Linked DNA regions of Homo sapiens: region 2 is linked to region 1. Evidence: read pairs that join two places in POLR2A ChIA-PET (ENCODE). Cell type or tissue: endothelial cell of umbilical vein. All regions are shown on one strand. Links, peaks and the distances in the headings refer to the core of each region. The heading gives the core; the rest is flanking DNA.

Region 1 (4,388 bases), core at 73-4,072:
TTATTCCTGAAGCTTTCGTTGATCAGCTTCTGGGAAGCCTCCAGCAAAGGCAGTTCTTCCTCTGCTCCCTCTGAAGCAGTTCATGGGAAGAGTCACCACATTCAGCCTGGGGCTGGCATCCTCTGGACAACATCCATTCCCACGTGGCCTGGGTTGCCTCTGTGCTCCTTCACGGGACACTCACACCAGTTCCTATACAGGTTACATCAGAAGTTCCCAAATGTTGCTCTGGGTACTGCACTGGTTAGCAATGCAGTTTTCAAAGTTCCAAGGAGAAATGAGGGGAAATGAGGAAAACAGACTGCGTTTATCTATGGATGCTGATGCTGTTTTGTACACGTAGGACGTATAATATATGCTCACTGCATTCAATCCGTAAGCCTGTAGGCCAGTGACAGTTGCAGTCCTGGCGCTCTGATTCCGCGGTTCTGGAATGGGGCATGGGCGCCGGAAGTTTTAGAAGCACCCGGCATGATGCTGATCACAGCCAAGTTTGGAAACCACTGGGCTCGTGTGAAGGACACTGTACCCTGCTGTTTGGAATCATAAACGTAAGATTTAAAATGGGCTTTCCTAACTAATAAGTGCCAGTGAGGGCTCAACAGCTGATGGGCAGTGGAGTCCAGAGTGATGGTCCCAGCAAGCGTTCCAGCGGCATCTGCCAAGGCTGGAAGCTGTTGCCAGGCTCGAGCCAGAGCAGCATGGGCAGGAAGCTCCTGATGGGCAGTGGAAGTGAGATTGGACCAGCGTCAGAGGGCGGATGTACTGGTGGCAGGCTCAGAGAGGGTTGCCTTGGGATTCACAAAGCATGGCCCATGGTGTCCAGACTGGGGGCTTTTGAAGGCTTAGGCTGATGTTCCCCCTTAGCCACACCCTTGCTATCCAAAAGGTCCTGCTCCACATCTGACCGCAAGCAGCCCTCTGACACAGTGCTGGAGGCTCTAAGAATCTGAAGTCTGCCTGTCCCAGGGAAGTCCCTGCAGCAGGTTCTGCTGTGTGTGTCTGTGTCCCCAAGACATTTTTCAGGACAGCTTTGGGAAAAGCACTTTTTAACTGTTAAAAATAGAGAGAGCATTGATACTTGTGAAGATATATGTACTCACTAAAATATATGCAGTGAGCATATATTCACTAAATGAACATGCATTGAAAGTAAACAGCATGATGCCAAGGGCTTGAAGTTCCTTTTCTTGTTGCTTTGTAGGTTAATGAGGCCAGGGGTGTGGATTAACAGTATTCTGGAATCACACAAAACTCTCCAAAGGAACCATTTATGCCACCGTGATAGGAACTGCGTATTGCTCACTTGGATCCTAAGCTGATTTTTAAATTAGATCTTTCCGTGATCCCTTGTTGAGTCTGTTTCATGTGCATTTTATTATATTCTATAAATATTTCACTAGTTGTTTCTAATAATTAGAGAAAAAGTGTCTTTCATCAATTTAAGAGAGAAGGGAATAGTCTGTTAAGGCTGAGCAGTTACTGCATATGAAGGCTCCAATGGTGAGCTTCTACCATTAGCTGGCAAAAAAGAGCAAAAATGCAATGGAAAACAGTGAGGGAGAGAGAGAGAGAAAGAGAGAGAGAGGAGAGAGGCACAGTTACTGAGCCATGTGGCCAACTATTAAAACTAGGAGAAAAGACACAGAAAATGTTGTGTGTGGGGGGGGGTGGGGGTAAAATGCTCCCCCTGAAGAGCACTGAGGCTCTAGGGAGCCCGTTAAACCCAGATAATTCTACTAGAGCAGGAGGGAGCTGGCCTGGGCCTTCCCAGTTAGCACTCACTGAAAACAACGGGCCTCTGCCGAGAAGCTAAACCTGGGACCCCAGGGATGGTTTATCTGGAAGATTAGGGGAGAAACGTGCAAGGCAGCCAAGGCAATCCAGCCATCTCTGCAGCTGGGAAAAGGAGTGATTGTTTTCCTGAGCTGCTAGCCTGGATTTGCAGAAGGAAAGAATGCCTTGTTTCTGTCCCCTGAAGACGCAAGCTGAAAAAATGTCTGGCTGCTCTTCGCCGCCCTCCCAGGTTCTCTCCCACAGCCAAGAACGACTGGCTGCTGCCCTGAGCCGGGAGGTCACAACGCTTGTGGAGTAAGGAGCTCGGGTTTTTGTTTGGGGCTTTGTTTTGTTTTCTTAAGTATCTGCAGGACAATGTTTGGAAGAGTCGTATGCCCCATAAAAGGAAGAAAATGGTGCTCTTGGATTGTAATCAGTGACTTGTGGTTGGCAGTTATGCCTCTGCCTTCAGTACTGCAGGCCTGTGCCTTCCACGGACCTTCCCTAACATCATTTCTGGAGATGATGGGGCCAGCTCTTTAAGAAACTATTTTTTCACGTTATCATGTGGTAAGAACAGAGATGAACCTCAGAGATGAAGAGTGTGATTGAGCTCAGAGAAACTTCAGTGACTTGATTTTAAATGGGCCAAACAGTTGGATTTCTTTTACCTTTTGTGCAGAAAGCCTTCGTTTAGAGAAAAGAGGACTGAATTCTGATGGACAGTAGGTGTGGGAGGGGCAGCATGTTATCACAATAGCATCGTGATGAGATTCCTGGATGGAGGGAATCACTGGTGCTTGCATATTTGGGGCTTCATCTTAGGGAAGTTCCCTAAAATCTCTGTAGCACCCAGTTTTCGTGGGAAGAATGTCGTGGGAGCAGGGGCTTCCCTGACCTTGGAAGCCTGGCCGGTCAGTCTCAAACGAGTTTACTGCCTCCGACCCAATTGTGAGGACTGAGCCAGAGGGAGTGCATGTCAGCCTCAGCCTCCAGCAGCACAGCCCCTTTCTCTACAAGCCTCAGATATAGGGGAAAAAAAACAAAAACAGAGTCAAAAGTAGGTCTTCATTAATAAAAGACTGGGATCTCCCAGAATTAATCATCTTGCTCATCTTTTCCAGTTCTGGAAATCTGATCTTTGAACCTGGTATCCTCAGTCTTAGCACAATACCTGGGACCATAATAGATGCTCAGTAAACTTGGTGGGAGGAAAAAATCAAAGAAGGAGTCAAAATAGAGGTGCTCGGTGCCGAGGAGTTGCTAACCTGGACCATCCAAATAATGACAGTCTGTGGCACTTCAGAAGCATTCCAGAAATGGAACAATGGCACTCCATGAAGCTGTATAAACTCATAATGTATCCTGTAACTAACCCAGTATAGAACAGTAACACTGTTTACACTGATTGGAAGGAAGAAGGTTCATCCTGGCGGTTTATGACATTGCCAGAATGGCTTGAATCCTTGAGGGTGGGTGACAGGTAGAGTGGATAATAAATGGGCCTCCTGGTTCACAGAGCCTGAGAACCTCTCACCCAATGGGCACCTGGTGCCCCTGCAGAGTCCAGTCTAAGAGGACAATTTTTTTTTTCAGATGTAGTCTTGTTCTGTTGCCCAGGTTGGAGTGCCTGATCTCAGCTCACTGCAGCCTCCGCCTCCTGGGTTCAAGCAGTTCCCTGCCTCAGCCTCCCTGGTAGCTGAGATTATAGGTGCACGCCACCACACCCGGCTAATTTTTGTATTTTTAGTAGAGATGCGGTTTCACCATCTTGGCCAGGCTGGTGTTGACGTCCTGACCTCGTGAGCCACCGCGCCCAGCCAAGGACAATTTACTCTAGCCACAGATATGGCCATGGTCCTCATGTAAGCTGACTACAAATACAGCAAATCCACCTTTCCAAAGACTTCATTCTAAAGATGTAAAAGAACAAAAAGAGATAAAGGAAGAGGATGAGAAGACTTGAGAAGAGTGGAAGTGTAGAAAGAAAATGTTTAAGGTTCATCCCCTCCCCACCTTGGGGAGTTCCTTTGGCAGCATCTTCTGAAGGGTACTTCTCCTAGCCCAGGGGCAGAAAGATCCAGTCTTTTGGGGCAGCTGCGGAAGAAAGGAGAGCAGTCCTGTAGCTCATGAAGACATTACGAAGCACAAAGAACTGCACAGGGACAGAGAGTCTTTAGGGTCTCGAGCTCACTCTATGTCCTTGGCTGTTAAGTTCCCCGAGAGCAAACCCCAGCTTCTCGCTTGCTTCAGGCTCTGCATGTGTGAGTGTGACCCTTGGGTACTCTCGGGGCGTTTTCAGCCATGCGATTCTGGGGACTTCAGAGGACTCTGTTCCTTTCTGACTCGTGTTCCGGCGTCTGTGGATTGCTCCCAACAGGAGGAGGAGTATTGTCTATTAAGGGAAAAGATTTCAGTGACCTGGCAGCAGGGAGCGTCGTCAGTGTTTGACTGTTTATGGTATGTCAGGGAGCTGGTTCCTGGCAGTGGCTTCCCCAGGGGTGGGGAGGGGTGTGCTGGGGGTGACAGGAAGCACTGAATCACGACAGAGAAGGGAAAGAAGCCCGCCCGCCACTTCCGGTGTTCACTGAGCAGGTCGGTGGCCAGCGCTG
Region 2 (4,388 bases), core at 127-4,126, 72 kb before region 1:
GAAAGAAAGGATAAAGAAAGGTAGGGAGGTAGAAAATCACAGAAAGAGGAAAGAGGAAAGCGCCGACTGCAATACGATTTTGGTTTATTTTCCATATGCAGATTTCCTAATTCTACGAAGGCAATTTGAGTACATCACAAAGCCAGAAAAGGTGTGGGGTACATTCTAAATAAAGAAAAGTATTAAAGTAGTCAAAAACAAGTCTCACACAGTGTTGAGCCTGAGGCACCCTAAACTACAGCTGTGTGCAGTCGCATTCATAGCGCACAGCTCAGGCTGTGAACCCAGGAGAGACGACACATGTGCTTTCACCAGGCTTCACAGCGCGTGAGCCTGGGATCAGGAAGTGTGTGACGCTGAGAGTCAGGGGAGCTGATTCTGGTGACAAGGACACAGCCCAGCCAACTGACTCCACACAGGTGGCTGCAACCCCAAACCAGGGAGCTGCATGCCAGTCCTGGCTTTCAGGAAAGGAGATCCTATGCACATCCTATGAGGAAATGTGGCACGTAAAACGGATTTGTTATCTACGTCACTAGGTGCCTTCCTGGAGGCCTTTCTGCTGCCAGCAGTCTTGGGTTTGGGAGCTGCCCGTAGAATACAATGGAGTTCCTGAAGATGATGTGGCAGTCATCGAAATTCCACTCCAGCCAGGGCCATTCTTTATCCCCAGCACGAATTTCCACTGAACACTAGACTCTAAGAGCCCGCGGGAATTCCTGCGCATCTCCCCAGACTCCACCATGCCTGCTGGGATGATGATGCCTGCAAGTGTGTGAGGGCTCCCAGCTCAACCGTCTGCGGTGTCGTCACTGAGAGTCCTGGATGGCCACCACGTGGAGACAGATGCGGGTGGTGGCGGTCCCCAGACGCAGATACAGCAAGCAGGGGGACTGAGCCAGCAGCCCGCGCGGGGGGTGCCGCATAACCTAAAGAATGAAGTCATGCCCCGGCCTGCACCCGGGAAACTGCACACAGCGAAAGATCGCCACTGAGATAAAGAGCTGAAAGCTATTCCCCAATTCAGCTGTTTCAGCCGTGCGGTCTCACAATGGGCTCACAGACGGCAGCATCCACACGCACCAAGCTCCGGGCCAGCCGAAGGGACGCAAGGGGAACTGGCAAGCCACCGTTCTCCATGTGGGGAGACGGACGTGTCACAACCCGCCTGGAGTAGTTCCAACTCTGTCGCCACGAATCCTAGCTCAGGAAAAGCAAGAGAAGGCTGCCAACCCCCGGTCCTCCAGCCCTGGAGTCACGCTAGCAGAAATGTGGCCACGGAGCTGGATGGGGGTAAGAAAACCTTAAAACTCAAAACTCATCTAGCAAAAGAACAGCAGCCCAAAGAAAGGCAGGGCAATGTGGGGCCTCAGTATACGTCGCGGAGACCAGATGCTGACTTGGGGAAACACACAGGGCAGTGCTAGGCTAACTGGCACAGTGAGCGTGCACTGGACATGGGATATAAAATTGCAACAATGTTACAATTCCTGAACTTAATAAAGGTATCATGCTTACGTAAAAGAAAATCCTTGTCCTTGGGTCTAACGCTGACATGTTCAGGGGCTAAGGGAGATGACCTTTACAACTTAATCTCAAATGGCACAGCAAAAAACAAGAGTAATATGGAGAGGCAGTAAAACCACGAATGTGGCAAAATGTAAGCAATTGATGACTCTCAAGTGGAAAGCATGCCAGCGTTTATTTGCATACTTCCTGACACTTTTCTAGAAATTTAATTTTTAATCGAAAAAATGTTTAATCAGGGTAATGAGATTTGAGAAAATTTGAAAGGAATCCAAAAACTTAAAAAAGGCATAAGGCAGCAGAGTTGCACTCTGCCAGGGACCAGCAGCCAAGGGCAAATGTGAAGCAAGCCTTTTTGAGCAGATAAGGATTAATCACAAAGGAAACCCACAGCGAGGGCAGCGGCTGCTGAGCAGAGCACAAAGAGCACAATGAGCCCACTGGAGAAAGGATTTCCGGTCACCCAGTGGGCCCTGAGCCTCCCCACCATCCACACAGGCGAGGGGAAGGACCTCGCACTATCTGGTGTCCAGGGAGCCCCTGCATGACCCAGTGGAGGGAGGAGGGGCAGGGAGACGGAGCTACGCACACTTTCAGCACCTCCAAGAAGGACAGAGGGAGAACGGCGGAAAGGATGCCCAACTCAAGCTCACAAAGATGAACGTGTTTTTTCTGTCTTGGGTGCATCCTGAGTTGCACAGCTGTCATCTCAGTGCCTCCCCTTCTCTAAAGCACCTTCTGGTGGTTGTACAAGCAGAAGGGCTTGAGGAATCTTTGCAAAGCATCCCTGTGCTGGAGCACCCAGAAAACTCCAAAGAGCTCTCAGTCTCTGGAGTTTTCCTTATCCACCAGTAAGCTCCCCTTATCCAAGCACCCAAAACAGGGGCTGGGCTCTGTACTCTTCAGGTTTTCAGTGACACGAGTGTAAGAAGCACTTAGACAAAGAAAACTGATCTATAGCTGGAAACAACTGAAAATTAACATGGAGTAGATAATAGCTATGATAAAATTTGCAATATTTCAGGATTTTCAGATTCAATGGTTCCCAAATAATGGCATTGGAATAGCTTCAAAATAAGACACACAATACATGTTTAATTTAAAACACAGTCCTGTATAACATTGAGGGCAATAGGTAATTATTATTATATGTATATTTATATGTATATGTGTATTTATGTATACATAAAAAATATGTAGGTCAGGATTTTAAACCCCATGAAGATCCTATACAGAGCTGCACATCTGTTATTCACAGGGTATGCTCCAAACATCATCAACACCTAGAACACAGCTGCCCCCCTCAAAAAAAAAATACAGAAAAAAGAAACTCTCTGGAAAGCAGTGGTCACAAAGCTCATGACATTTGACTCCAGGAGGAAAGTTTGACAGACTGCTGTTAAGCACCTACAGTATACAAGACATTCACTGGCCTCAGTCAACCCCTAGCATATAAAGACAAGGGGCCAGGTTCAGCAGGGCCGATGCCAACTGTGTCCTGCCTCAGAGCACCGGCACTGCCAGTCCAAAACCAGGAAAGGCATATGGATGACGAATGGCTCTGCACACTCCTGTGATGAGCACTCTGATGCCTGTCGTGCCAGGCTCAGGAGCTTGGACCTGAATGCAAAAGATGGCAGGGATTTCTTGGGTGGGGAGGGGAGGGAAAGGGAGGTGAGTATGCAGAAGCCGGCATGGCCAGCTCTCTGCTCTCTTTAGAGAGAAGGCAACCATCCTCGCCAGTCCAAGTGAGCTTTTAACAAAAATGTGTCGAGTAAAAGAATGACAGTAGGATAACATTCACTGCTGTGCCAGAAAAACTTGGTCATTTGGCTTCTGCAGATGACTTCAGGGTGGTGTGGCAGGGAAAATGCTTTTGAGCTTCAAGCCTCAGTTAAAATGCTGGCCGTGCCACTGTGCTCTGCTGGCCATTGGCTGCATGGCTTGCCAAGGGGCTCTACCTCTCCAAACCCGGGTGCCTTGTCCATGACCCCATGTGGGAATGACACCTGCCTCTTAACACAACTGGGACAAGGAAATCAGCTGACTTCCAGGACCACACGCCTGGCACGTGGGAGGCTCAACAAATCTGACTCTGTCATCCGCCCATCTTCCAGCCGAGGGCAGGTGAGACACAAGGAGGAGGGGACTTGTTTGAAGCAGTGAGAAGTGGAAAGGAACCCAAGGAGGAGGGAGTGGGAACACCACCTTCCAGAGCCCAGCAGAGGAGGCCAACGTGCAAAAGCCGAACCTCCGCGCACCTCCACACGCCTTGCAGCACCACGGCCCACCTCTTGGCGCACGGAGAACTGATCCAGGCTCACCACGATGACCCGGAGCCACTTGGAAAAGTGCCAGCTGTATTGACAGCATGCTCTACTAACAAAGGGCTGTGCATAACCTATTTCAGTAAAGACATCAATGGAAAAATAATTGTAGCATTTTAAGGAAAGTTCCAGAAAATTAACTCATACCTAGAAGAAAATCCATTTCCTGATGCCAGTAAAATAAGACTTTTCTATTCTCCAGGGCTCGAAGCATATGTTAAAACACCCTTGTTTATGATATAATTTAATAATATAGGAAAATGTAGAATAAGTAAACTAAAAACCTTTATAAAATCAGAAGCATACATATTTTTCCTACGACATAGAGAGAACATTGTCATAAAAACGCTTTTTGAATTATGCTGCAAGATTGGGCCTGTAGTTCACAGGCATGTAGAAAAGAAATACAGAATCAAAGTAATGAAGTACATTGGGAATTATGAAAATAGTGGTGTTATTTTACATTTATCTTATGTATTTATGATGATCAGTGTCAGAAACAAGAAATTATAAAAATTAAGCTGCACCTGGAAC

What was found. Peaks named below come from ENCODE experiments on the same cell type or tissue, not always from the same donor. Only the 100,000 strongest peaks of a DNase experiment are listed, where the experiment ranks them.
Region 2: POLR2A ChIA-PET joins it to region 1 with 6 read pairs; 1 of 35 experiments calls an interaction of 5 or more read pairs at or near these places.

What each region holds. Positions count from the first base shown.
Region 1 is chr13:110,336,773-110,341,160 of GRCh38, forward strand. All of the region lies in intron 3 of COL4A2 (collagen type IV alpha 2 chain), which reads left to right. It overlaps MIR8073 (microRNA 8073), which reads left to right and starts at 4,186; the gene lies at 4,186-4,257. RefSeq lists an enhancer at 1,386-1,887 and a silencer at 4,290-4,359. In endothelial cell of umbilical vein, for the core only: no CTCF peak of the experiment used is centred there; a DNase peak (open chromatin) is centred at 2,059; H3K27ac peaks cover 2,799 bases.
Region 2 is chr13:110,265,183-110,269,570 of GRCh38, forward strand. The region is part of intron 1 of COL4A1 (collagen type IV alpha 1 chain); the gene reads right to left. Among named protein-coding and RNA genes, the nearest start is that of COL4A1, 40 kb to the right of the region's middle. In endothelial cell of umbilical vein, for the core only: no CTCF peak of the experiment used is centred there; a DNase peak (open chromatin) is centred at 2,019; H3K27ac peaks cover 1,532 bases.